2 separate regions of the Homo sapiens genome follow, and region 1 is linked to region 2. Evidence: chromatin contacts called from ENCODE Hi-C or POLR2A ChIA-PET data. All regions are on one chromosome and are shown on one strand. The core of a region is the stretch at or near the end of the contact, and the rest is flanking DNA. Distances in the headings are between cores, read along the strand shown.

Region 1 (6,139 bases), core at 3,061-5,560, 130 kb before region 2:
GTATGAAGCCTTGGAGGTATCCCTTCACTTCCTCTGGGCCTCAGTTTCTTACCTGCTCAGGATCGAACCACACATCTCTGTGACGCTCTGAAATTTCTGGTGGTCCACAGGCCACATCAAGTGGGACAGTGAGTTGCTTCCAGGCCTCCTGGTGGTGGTGCTCTGGGTATTGACTGTGAACAGCACACCTCTGGGTGCCCCCTCCCTCGACATCAGGCAAAGTACCCTAGCCCTCTTCTCACCATCTCAGGCATCTTACTGTTCTGCACCTTAAAGGGGTAATGGACTGGGGCAGAAATGAATAGGGTAGAAAACAAGAAGGAACCCACTCCCTTGTCTGGTGCAGATCAATGTTGGATGCTGCAGAGAAGAGTATGAGGCTGACAGTCAGTGGATGTGGGTTTTGTTTCCCAGTTCCATCACATCACAGAATAGAAGGAAATGCAACACCGTGGGTGCCTTCAGCCCTGAGTTTTTGGTTACATGGGGTGTGAGCATTCATCTGTACAGTGGGGAGAGAAGGGTGTTGCAGGGATTTGCTCCCTTCCCCAAATCCTCCAGAGCTGTTGCCTTCTGCTGTGGAATTCCAAACATTTCTGATCAGATAAAGGTGGCTGAAAATACTTGGGACTTGTCTGGACTAGTTGGAGGCGGTGCTGGGGTGAAGAGGTCGAGGCCACAGGAGCTAGAGCGTGGAAAGATCTAGCCTTGCCCAGGAGTCTGCCTGGTCATAGATGTGCCTATTGCTCTCTTCCCCTGGAATCCTGCAGGTTCAGAGCAATGCCCAGCGGGCTTTGAGGTGGAGAAGGATCAGACTCCTTTGTGGCAACAAGTTCTCCTACTTCAGAATGTTGCTTCTCAATTTACACACTAATTACTGGATCTTTTGGATACCCCTGAGAGAGAGAACCCTGGTAGTCACTCATCTGTCTGCATGAGTTACTTTCATTCTCCTTATGCTGTAGCCCTAGACGGAGCCCTTTGAGATGATTCCCACTTCATTTGACAGTTGGGGAAAGGCCCATACTTTCCCAGAGTCTCAGGCAGGGGAAAGGACTCACCTGCAAATCAGCGATGGAACTGGGAAACAAAATCCACATCCACTGACTGTCAGCCCAGTACTCTCTTCCCCACAGCATCCAGCACTGATCTGCATCAGACAAGGGAGTCGCCATAGCTTTGGGTGGAGAGGAGGAAGGAGAAGCTGCTTTGGACTATGGAGCACTTGGGGTCAAAGACCTCAGAAAGAAGTCCTAGTTTTTGGAGATTGCTACCCCATTCCTGCCTGTTGCCTCAGCACAGTGCAAAAGATGCCTTTTCTAGAACTTTCCCATAAGCTTCCTGTCCCCTTTCCTTATCCTGAGAGAAAGTGTCTGGAGAATACTGGACACCTTGCATAATCACCTGCTATATTGGGGCCTCTTTCTAGTTTTGCCAGGCAGTGAGGAAAGGGATGAAGAGAGTGGGAACTGGCCTTTCTTCTCTTCCCTCCTCTCTGTCCAACACTCAGCCAGACTCTTCAGCACCTTCTCTGGACCCAGCACTGGGCAAGGCCTAGGGGACAGAGCCCATGGTCAGATGGGGGAAGAAGTGAGCAGCTAGGCTCCTTGAGAAAGTGACCTGTGGATTAAGACCTCAGAGATAAGTGGGACAGAGCTTGGTAGAAGCACCAGTGTGGGCAAAGGTCCTGAGTCTGAACAGAACATGGCATGTGAGGAATGAAGCAGCCTGGCCCTAGGTGAAGCTGAGAAAACCCTGCAGGCCCTTGTAAGCCATAGAGAAGGCTCCGAGACACAAGCTGAGCCATGGTCTACTAGTAAGAACAATAAACCAGACATTTACTCAAAGTTAACTATGTGCCATGCACAATTCTAAGACCTTTACATGTATTAATTTGAATCCTCATGGTATTCTTTTGAAATAAGGACATTTTGGGCCAGATGCAGTGGCTGACGCCTGTAATCTCAGCACTTTGGGGGGCCGAGGTGGGTGGATCATTTGAGGTCAGGAGTTTGAGACCAGCCTGACCAACATGGTGAAATCCAGTCTCTACTAAAAATACAAAAAAATTAGCCAGGCATGGTGGTGCATGCCTGTAGTCCCAATTACTTGGGAGGCTGAGGCAGAAGAATCACTTGAACGTGGGAGGCAGAGGTTGCAGTGAGCCAAGATTGTGCCACTGCACTCCAGCCTGGGCGACAGAGTGAGACTCTGTCTCAAAAAAAAAAAAAAAAATTAAATAAGGATTTTTTTAATCCGCATTTTACAGATGAGGTCAAAAGCAAAATATCTTAATCTAGTTTGCAAGACTTATTGGTTCTCTGCCTGCTCTGTGCTCTGGCAGCCCAGCTTGGTAGAGAAGTAGAAATTAATTGCCTTTATCCAGATAGCACTTCCATTTCACAAATGAGACAACTGATACTTGGAGGAGAGCAGGAGAGCAGCAGCGGAGAGAGAGCAGAACTAAGACCAGCCAGTCAAGGGAGACAGAGGGAGACGAGCATCAGCTCCCTGACAGGGAAGAGTTTTCCAACGGGGCTGTCCGAAGATGAAATGTCCCACCCAGGAAGGAGGGAGCTCTCCATAAGTGCATAAGGAGAGAATGCCCTCGAGATGACTACCAACTCCCATGGGTGTGGACCATCAGAATGAAACAGACCCACTGTGGGACTTCAGCACTCCACCCTTCTGAACCCTGTCTGTGAAATGGGGGTGTTCGTGGTGAGCTTGAGTATTACATGGAAGGTTGGATGGGCATGCTGTAAGGTCCCTGGAGTCTCCGACTCTGTTCCAAGGGTGAGTATTGGTTTTTCTCACCCTGGACACTGGGAGAAGAATGGAGGGCTGTGGCCATCTACTTACGAAAGAATAGGGAGTCACCAGGGTTGAAATGAGAGAGTTGAGATGACGGGAGGCATCGGAATCCCAGGGGATGAGCCTATATGAGCACATAGCAGCCACCCAGGAACAGTTAAATGTTTGGACTCTGGAGACAGACTGCCTGTATTCAAATCCCAACTCTACCACTTGTGGCCTCTGTGACCTTGGGAGGGTGATTTATCCTCTCTGCCTCTGTTTCCTCATCTGTAAGCTGGAGAGTAATAACAGCATGTACTCGGTGGGATTATTGTGAGGATTAAGCAAATTCTTTACACACGAAGCACTTAGCACCATGCCTGGTACTTAGTAAACATCAGCTGTTTTATCTCCATCGGTTCCAGGGAAGGAGGTTATGAGCCCCCAAATGAGCATCTCTGCCCCCAGTAAATGCTTTTCTGAATTCTCTCTCTTTGCCCCCAAGCCCATCACCCTGGTTCTGAGCCAGAGAGATGGAGAGCCCACACTCGCACTGCTAGGCCTGATAGCTTTCTCGATTCCCCAGCGGAGGTGTTATCTCCTCCCGGCACAACCGCTTCCTTTTCTGAGAAATGCAAGTGCATCTGTCAGGCACAGCTTCTTAGAACTAATGGTGGGGGAGGAGGTGGAGGAGGAGAGGCTGGCAGCTGAATTGAACAGGTCAGAGTTGGAGGAAGATAAACATGAAGTTTGTTGTGAGGATACCACCAAATATTCCCTATAGCCCAGATGGCTTGAGCCCTCTATGACACCCCCTGATCTCACCACTACTGCTAGGGAGGTCAAGGCAGGAGAAACTGAGGCTCAGAAGCCAAAAGGCTTGCTGTGGCACCCACCCATACCTGGGCCGGCTGGACTGAGGTGTTGACCCCAACACAGTCTTGCCACCCCTCTCTTTGCCCTGCCTCCACTGAGCTGCTTCTCCAAGTTGCCCACCTCCAGGCCTATGTTTCCGTGGGGGAGAGGAGAAAGGCCATGTTCTTCTCACATCTCGGGAGCCAACAGCTCCCCTGGGAAAACCAGAGGAAGTGGATTCCAACCACAAACCTCACTTCTTCCGAGTCTCCGCCTGCAACTCCCTGCCAAAAGAGTGATAAGGCCTCTCCGTTTGCCCTACCCCCTTCCTACCATCTCCCAGCGATCTTCTAGCAAGGCCATGTTTGTCTATTCAGCACACATTTATCAGCCTCTCCCTCAGGGAAACTGAGGCCAGGAGCATAAGGTGACTCTGCAGGTGACTCACAGCCTGCCAATGCAGGGATGTGAGAAGGACAGAACAAGGTACAGTTCTGGTGTCCCTGGCACTTTTCCTGGCTGCTAGTAGCCTCTTCCTCTTCTCCACCTACCTCTTTCCTGAAATAACCAAGCAGGAAGGAAGCAATGGGCCTGGGCCCTCCAGAGTCACCCAAGAGGAAGGAAGGGTTCGTCTGGCACAGGCATGCTTGTTCCTCACTGAAGCCAGGACGGAAGGGTTTCACTTTCCCTCCTGGTCTTCGTCACATCCTTTTCCTGTGGCACCAGTTCCCCTCAGCTGGCAGGAGCCAGTGCTTATTCATTCAGCTGATGGCCTCAGGCTACTTTACCCTCCTTGACAGACCCAGGGCCATGGCCCTGGCTCAGAATATGGGGTTTGCTGCCAAACATACTGGGGCTTAAAAATGGCTTCCCTTTTTTTTTTTTTTTTTTTGAGACGGGGTCTCATTCTGTCGCCCTGGCTGGAGTGCAGTGGTGCTGTCACAGCTCACTGCAGTTTCAACCTCCCAGCCTCAAGCAATTCTCCCACTTCAGTCTCCTGAGTAGCTGGGACTATAGGTGCATGCCAACACACTCAGCTAAATTTCTAAGATTTTTCTTATAGAGATGGGGGTCCCACCATATTGCCCTGGCTGGTCTCGAACTCCTGAGCTCAAACAGTCTGCCCACCTTGAACTCTCAAAGATGCTGGGATTACAGGTGTGAGCCATCACAGCTAGCTGCCACTTATCCACTTTAGCTAGGTCTCAGTATCTCTGAGCCTCAGGTTACCTGGACTTAGAATGAAGGCCTTCCTCAGCCACAGAAGTACATGGACCTGGCCCATGATTGTCCTTTAGAAACTGAGCAGAGTACTGCATCAACGTTAGGAGTAAAGGCACTGAACCAGATTGCTGGTGTAGGCATCCCAGTTAGGTCACCAGCTCACTACATGGCCTTGAGCAATTCACAGATCATCTGTGGGCCACATATCCATCAGCTATATGGGTTAATGGTAGTACCCACTGACAGAGTGTAGAGACAACTAATGAACTAATCTACAAAAAAACCAAGAAGAGTACCTTACAGAGTATGTGCTCAGGAAGTGTGCGCTGCTGCTGAAGTCACTAAGGAAGTCAGGTTTTCTGTGGGTAGAGATAGCAGGGTCTAAGATGGCAAGATTGGACATCAGAATGAGTGTGAATGAAGTACTATCTTGGATAGATTAAAAGAAAAAGAATGGTGTGAGGCCAGAACTCAGACAGATCCTACTCTTGCCACTTCCTAGATAGGGATCTTGGGTAAATTCTGGAGCCTCCATTTTCACATATGTAAAATGGGGCTATTGATAAATGTTATGAGGATCAAATGAAAGCATTCATTTGTTCTTCTAAAATAGATTTATTTAGAATGGCATCTGCTGTGTTCCAAGTATAGCACACCAGGTTCTAGAGATACAGGTGACAGAGCCACACACAGTCAAGTGGGGGAGACAGGACAAAAAATAATCTCTCAAGTGAATATGATGATTGTACATGTAATTGGGAAATATGGCCTAGTGTGCATAGACTGCTTTATAGCTCAGTGCCCAGCACAGGTGAAACACTGAAATGTTTGGTAATGGTCAGCTGTCATAATAATAGTTTTTTGTTTCTTTGCTTTTATCTTTTGTTTTTTTGAGACAGGGTCTCACTCTGTTGCCCAGGCTGGAGTACAGTGGCCCCAAACATGATTCAATGCAGCCCTGACCTCCCAGGCTCAAAGATCCTCCTCAGCATCCTGAGTTGCTGAGACCATAGATGCATACCACCACACCCAGCTAATTTTTTTTTTTTTTTTAATTTTTTTGTAGAGACAGGGTCCTCCTGTGTTGCCCAGGCTGGTCTCAGACTCCTGGGCTCAAGCAATCCTCCTGCCTCAGCTCCTAAAGTATTTTATTACTGTTAACAAGTAAGGGCTGGGTGCGGTGGCTCATGTCTTTAATCCTAGCACTTTGGGAGGCCAAGGAAGGTGGATCACCTGAGGTCAGGAGTTCCAGACCAGCCTGGCC
Region 2 (5,628 bases), core at 554-3,053:
GCTTGCTGTGACCCACCCTGCCCTGTCAACCCCATCCTCCCCTTCTGCCCAGGTCCTGACTACTCACCTTCCTCAGCAGGTACCAGACGCCAACGATGCTGCTCAGGCCCAGGCACACCAGGTCCTTGGTGTCAAATTCATAATTGATGATCTCTGAGCAGAGAGGCCAGGTAAGTCCACTCCCTGAGGCAGGGCTACCCCTCCCACCTGTCAGCCCCTGGACGGAGGAGGGCATGGCTGTGGGCACTGTGAGAGGTTCACAGGCTGGCGGGGCTAAGCCTTGGCTGCCCCAGATTAGTATGAGTTTCAGAAGGGGAGAGCTCACTGGAGCCACCCCAACCCCTCCAATTTCCTACAGGAGGGAATGGAGGCCCAGAGAGAGACTTACAAGCCTGGCACAGTGTCAGCGGGAAGTGGTCTTTGGTGTTAGAAGCACAGGCTTTGTTACTTGTAGCTGGGTGACCTTGGGGAAGGCAGTGCCCTCTCTGAGCTTCAGTTTTCTTATCTGTAAAAAGGGGATAACAGCACCCCTTCTTAGGGCTGCTGTGGGGGAATAAGTAAGACAGTCCTTACAATGCATTCAGCACAGTGCCTGGCACATAGTGGGTGCTCAGTCAGTGCCAGCTGCCTCTGAGCCCAGGTCTTTAGAAAGGTCGAGTTAATTCTGGAATCTTTCTACTTTGCCACCAAAGGATGAAGAAGGTTAGCGGCAGCCTCAGTTCACTAGCAGGCGATGAAGAAGGGAAGAGATGCAGGTCTCAAGGAAAGGCCGGAGTCCCCGAGGCTGCTTTTGTGGGGGGCCCTGTGGTAGACATCTTGATGTTAGACCATTCTCAATTGCTTCCAAGCTTCCTAAGAAGACAACTAGAGGCTGTGGAGTTTGCCGGGAGTCACAGAGTCCAGACACTCCTTTCACATTCCAGAGTGTTAGCAGACTGCTTGCTGCTTGTCCCCTAATTTGTTTTTTCATCTGTGGTAAGAGCACCCTGATTTGTTTTCTATAAAGTATCTGTTAAACTTATTTAGCATAACCACAGAGGCATTGTATTCACGCTGTCACACACAGACACAAACACACATACGACACAATCAATATCCACATTTAGCCCCCCAAATGCATTCCTTCTGAGGCTCATTTATATGTCTTCATGTGCCACAGCCCATCATTTAAATAATGGATATTTTCAATGCCAATTCCTTTGTTGACTTTCTCAATATCTTCTGCAGACATCTTCATGACCCCAACACACAGAGCATGCTGTTTTCCTTCCGCTGTGACTGCTACAATCGTATCTACTGCAGCAGGGTACAGCTTAGCTCCAGGAGAAGTTAAACCTGGACACATAATATTTGCGCCACTGAGTACAAATTTGATAGCTCCTTTATCAACCTGCTGGTGTGGCAGGATAAAAGGGTATTTGTGAAGCAACCTTAGAGTTGGACAAAAAGGCCCCTTTCTTTGTCTAAAAAACAATAATTCCCCACTTACGGTAAGGATTTCTGTATGTTCGTGGCATCGGACTATTTTGACAGGATCTTTCTTAGGCATGATTTGATTAAGCCATGGTTCAATACCTGGAAATTGCTCTACCAGTTGGCTCTTAATGCCCTTAATAACTGACGTTTTCAACTGGATGCAGTTGGACACACTTTCCTTTTCATCAAACTTCTTGAACATGATCCAGGGTGAAGCGGGCGACAACAGGGAAACAAACGGAATTGGCAAGGCTCCGGTGGAGTCCCCTGCAGGAAGGCCGGCGCGGGCGCCACGCGGCCTGCCAGACGGTCAGAGCCGTTGTCGCTAACCGGAAGATGACACAGCCAGCGCGCTTTACGGCCCGGTGAAATCTGACAACTTCCGCTCTCTGAACGCCACGTCACGACTGCGCTTGGCCCGCTGTTCCTTCGACTGCTGATTCCTCTCCAATGAGGATCGCTGAAACAGTAGGGCTTGACAAGCTAGAAATGATACGAATGCTTTCTCCTTGCCGGAACAGAAGACTGCAGATGCGCACCCTGATGAGTTAGTTCTAACTGGACACGAGACCGACTCACGGCCATTTTCCAGCTTCTCTTATAGCTAAATGGACAGGGAATATGGATGCCTCTCCTTCCTTCTGGCTGGACAGTGGAGTGATGACACTATCCTGACCCGAGGGCCAGTGCTGTATATGGCGGAGCATGAGATAGAGAGGGCCTGGGACCTTGAAGACTGTGGTATAAGCCTAGCCTTTTTACTGTTTTATTTATTTATTTTTTTAGACGGGGTCTTGCTCTGTCGCCCAGGCTGGAGTGCACTGACCGTGGCTTACTGCAGCCTCGAACTCCAGGGCTCAAGTGACCCTCCTGCATCAGCCTCCCAAAGTGTTGGGATTACAGGCATGAGCCACCGCGCCTGGCCAAGCTTAGTCTTTTTTTTTTTTTTTTGAGACAGGGTCTCACTCTGTCGCCCTGGCTGGAGTGCAGTGGCGCGATTTCGGCTCACTGCAACCTCCGCCTTCCCAGGTTAAAGCGATTCTCCTGCCTCAGCCTCCCGAGTAGCTAGGATTACAGGTACACGCCACCATGCCTGGCTAATTTTTTTTGTGTTTTTAGTAGAGACGGGGTTTCGCCGTGATGGCCAGGCTGGTCTGGAACTCCTGATCTCAAGTCATCCGCCTGCCTCAGCCTCCCAAAGTGCTGGGAGGCGTGAGCCATCTCACCTGGCCCAAGCTCAGTCTTTAAAAAAAAAAAATCAACAATTGTTTAACAGAGGTTCCTTAGAGATGCACAAAGCAATCACATAAAATTGCTGCCGATTAGGGACAAGGCAGCATGTGCTAGGCACCAGTAAGAGAGAGTGCTACGGCCGGGCGCGGTGGCTCACGCCTGTAATCCTAGCACTTTGGGAGGCGAATCAAGAGGTCAGGGGATGGAGACCATCCTAACACGGTGAAACCCCGTCTCTACTAAAAATACAAAAAAATTAGCCGGGCGTAGTGGCGGGCGCCTGTAGTCCCAGCTACTCGGGAGGCTGAGGCAGGAGAATGGCGTGAACCCAGGGGGTGGAGCTTGCAGTGAGCCAAGATTGTGCCGCTGCACTCCAGCCTGGGCGACAGAGCGAGACCCTGTCTCGAAAAAAAAAAAAAAAAAAAAAAGTGCTAGATTTCACATGCTCAGTATTGTATACAAGAGAAATACCTGCTGGGCGTGGTGGCTCACTCACGCCTGTAATTCTAGCGCTTTGGGAGGCTGAGGTGGGCAGATCACTTGAGGTCAGGAGTTTGAGACCAGCCTGGCTAGCATGGCAAAACTCCATCTCTACTAAAAATACAAAAAAATTAGCTGGGTGTGGTAGCACACGCCTGTAATCTCAATTACTCAGTTGGCTGAGGTTTCAGTGAGCTGAGATCGCACCACTGCACTCCACCCTGGGTGACAGAACAAGACTCTGTCTCAAAAAACAAAAAACAAAGAAATACCTGCTGTTTGGTCAAGCATTGATAATCTTGTTACAGCATTTGAATCCATACCCTAACTAACCTACAAATCCCAGGATCTCCACACTTCCCCATAGTTTGCATTTTTTTACAATTTTTTTGTAGAGATGAGGTCTCACTATGTTGCCTAGGCTGGTCTCAAATTCCTGGCCTCAAGTGATCATCCTGTCTTGGCCTCCCAAATTGCTGTGATTACAGGCATGAGACACTGTTTCTGGCCAGTTTTTATTTTTGAAAAAAGAGCTGTGGAACCCCCTTTTCAAACCTTAGGTGAGGCAGTGATCACACTAAAAATATATACGAATAAAATAATCATGAAGGCCGACTTTGAGTGCTTACTATGAGCCAGGCACCATGCTGAATGCTTTCCACTTATTGACTCGCCATCTTAACAACATGACTGTGAAGGAGGTACTAGATTAACACTTTCATTTTACAGATGGGAAAAAAAACAAAAACAAAAACACCCAATGCTCAGAGAGGTAAGGCGTTCACCCAGGGTCCCATGTCTAGACAATAGCAGAGTTGGAATGTGAATCCAGGCCATGGAATTCCAGAGCCCACTTCATCAGTTGCTCTATTGGAGAACCCCAATATTGGAGAGACAAAGGGAATGGTGGAGGAAGACACCCAAGGCACACTACAGGGGAAAGTGGTTAGCACTGACCTTCCTTGTTTTCCCCAGAACCCTGTGTGAAGAGCAGCTGGTACTGTCGATTTGGAAAGCTGGCTGGAAAAAACTTATTCATGAAGGGGCTGGAAGGAAAGACAAAGCAAGTCGGCAAACAGAGCCCCCATGGGCAGTCAGCCTTAACACACCCCTGCCCCATTTACAGCTGGCACCCTTACAGCTGTCCTGATAGGTAGGTGTTACTGTTCCCACTCTACAGATGTGAAAACAGAGGCCCTCAAAAGGTAAGTGATTTGCCCAGAGTCACACAGGGGTCCTATATCTCAGCTAAGACTCAAACCTAGGTTTTTGCACTCATAGTGATTTCTCTACTGCCTTTTTGTTAACATCAAAGAAATGCAAAGCAGAAGCAGATAGACTGAAGGCAAAATACCATTTTTGGGAGAGCAGAGGATCCCAAAGTCTGGCCCACATGCCACCTATATGAGTCCCTTGTCAAGAAGCATATTTGTGGACTCCCTTCCAAACCTATCAAGTTAGATGACCTGACAGTCACCCCCACCCCACTCCATGACTTGACATTCTGCTTTCCAACAGCAGGACTGAGATTTTTACAGACTCAGCTGGAATCAATCAGCCAGATGAATCATAGCCCCTGGGCAGGATCACCATCACATTCACTCCTTCCACAAGGCCTCAGTTGTTTAAGACCAGCTTGGCCTCGTCTCTAGAAGCATTCTCTCTGATTACCCAGCATGCCCCACCTCCCAGCCAGGAAGGAAGCAGAGACCTTTTCTGGACTTTTTTCAGAGCAAGATTAGCAAACCAAGGCCTCTTGACCCAGCCTGGTGGCAGTACTGTGGAGTGGCTACATGCCTGGGTGGCCCAGCACTGAGGCCTGCTCTGCCATGTGGCTGTGGGAGAGCCATTTCAGTGGCTCTGTCTCCCTGGACCTCAATCTTCTCATCTGTATACAGGGCTAACAATACCATCTGTCTCAGAGCATTGCTATGAAGATATGAAAGAAGGCAGGATGAATGCTTTGCCTGGCATGGAGTCTTTAGCAGGGATGAGGCAGGCCAGGAGGTACCCAGGTCACAGTGATAAAGGGAGGGAAAAGGGAACTCTTTTTTTTTTTGAGATGGAGTCTCACTCTGTCGCCCAGGCTGGAATGCAGTGGCGCGATCTCGGCTCACGGCAAGCTCCGCCTCCTGGGTTCATGCCATTCTCCTGCCTCAGCCTCCCGAGTAGCTGGGACTATAGGCACCCGCCACCATGCCCGACTAATTTTTTTTTGTATTTTTAGTAGAGAAGGGGTTTCACTGTGTTAGCCAGGATGGTCTCGATCTCCTGACCTCGTGATTCGCCCACCTCGGCCTCCCAAAATGCTGGGATTACAGGCGTAAGCCACCGCGCCCGGCCAAGGGAACTCTCTTTAAAGACCCTGGTGGCATGGAGCAAGATGTAGATTCAAGAACCCTCTCTGGCCAGGTGCAGTGGCTCACGCCTGTAATCCCA

Evidence for each region. Hi-C counts contacts between places; a loop is a spot of excess contacts on that map. ChIA-PET counts read pairs that join two places held with the same protein, here RNA polymerase II (POLR2A). Pooled maps may share reads with other maps.
Region 1: a loop to region 2 is called in a pooled map, with 3 times the contacts of the local background. The contact joins the promoter of BCL2L1-AS1 here to the promoter of MCTS2 in region 2. A Hi-C loop is called at or near these places in 3 of 50 pooled maps. POLR2A ChIA-PET finds 5 or more read pairs at or near these places in 10 of 52 experiments (A549, A673, GM12878 and 6 more).

Annotation. Positions count from the first base shown.
Region 1 is chr20:31,673,279-31,679,417 of GRCh38, reverse strand. It overlaps BCL2L1-AS1 (BCL2L1 antisense RNA 1), which reads right to left and starts at 4,310. Exons shown (of 4, transcript NR_187576.1): 1 at 4,203-4,310; 2 at 1,062-1,150. All of the region lies in intron 2 of BCL2L1 (BCL2 like 1), which reads left to right. It overlaps LOC124904883 (a long non-coding RNA gene), which reads right to left. Exons shown (of 3, transcript XR_007067559.1): 3 at 5,171-5,234. RefSeq lists a cis regulatory region at 3,390-3,407 and enhancers at 3,327-3,471, 3,708-3,807, 3,778-4,072, 4,405-4,454, 4,475-4,524 and 1 more.
Region 2 is chr20:31,543,554-31,549,181 of GRCh38, reverse strand. MCTS2 (MCTS family member 2) reads right to left here and starts at 1,803. Exons shown (of 1, transcript NM_001397496.1): 1 at 1,101-1,803. The coding sequence starts at 1,678. The coding sequence ends at 1,133. HM13 (histocompatibility minor 13) reads right to left here. Exons shown (of 13, transcript NM_178581.3): 4 at 4,147-4,235; 5 at 68-153. RefSeq lists an enhancer at 849-2,048.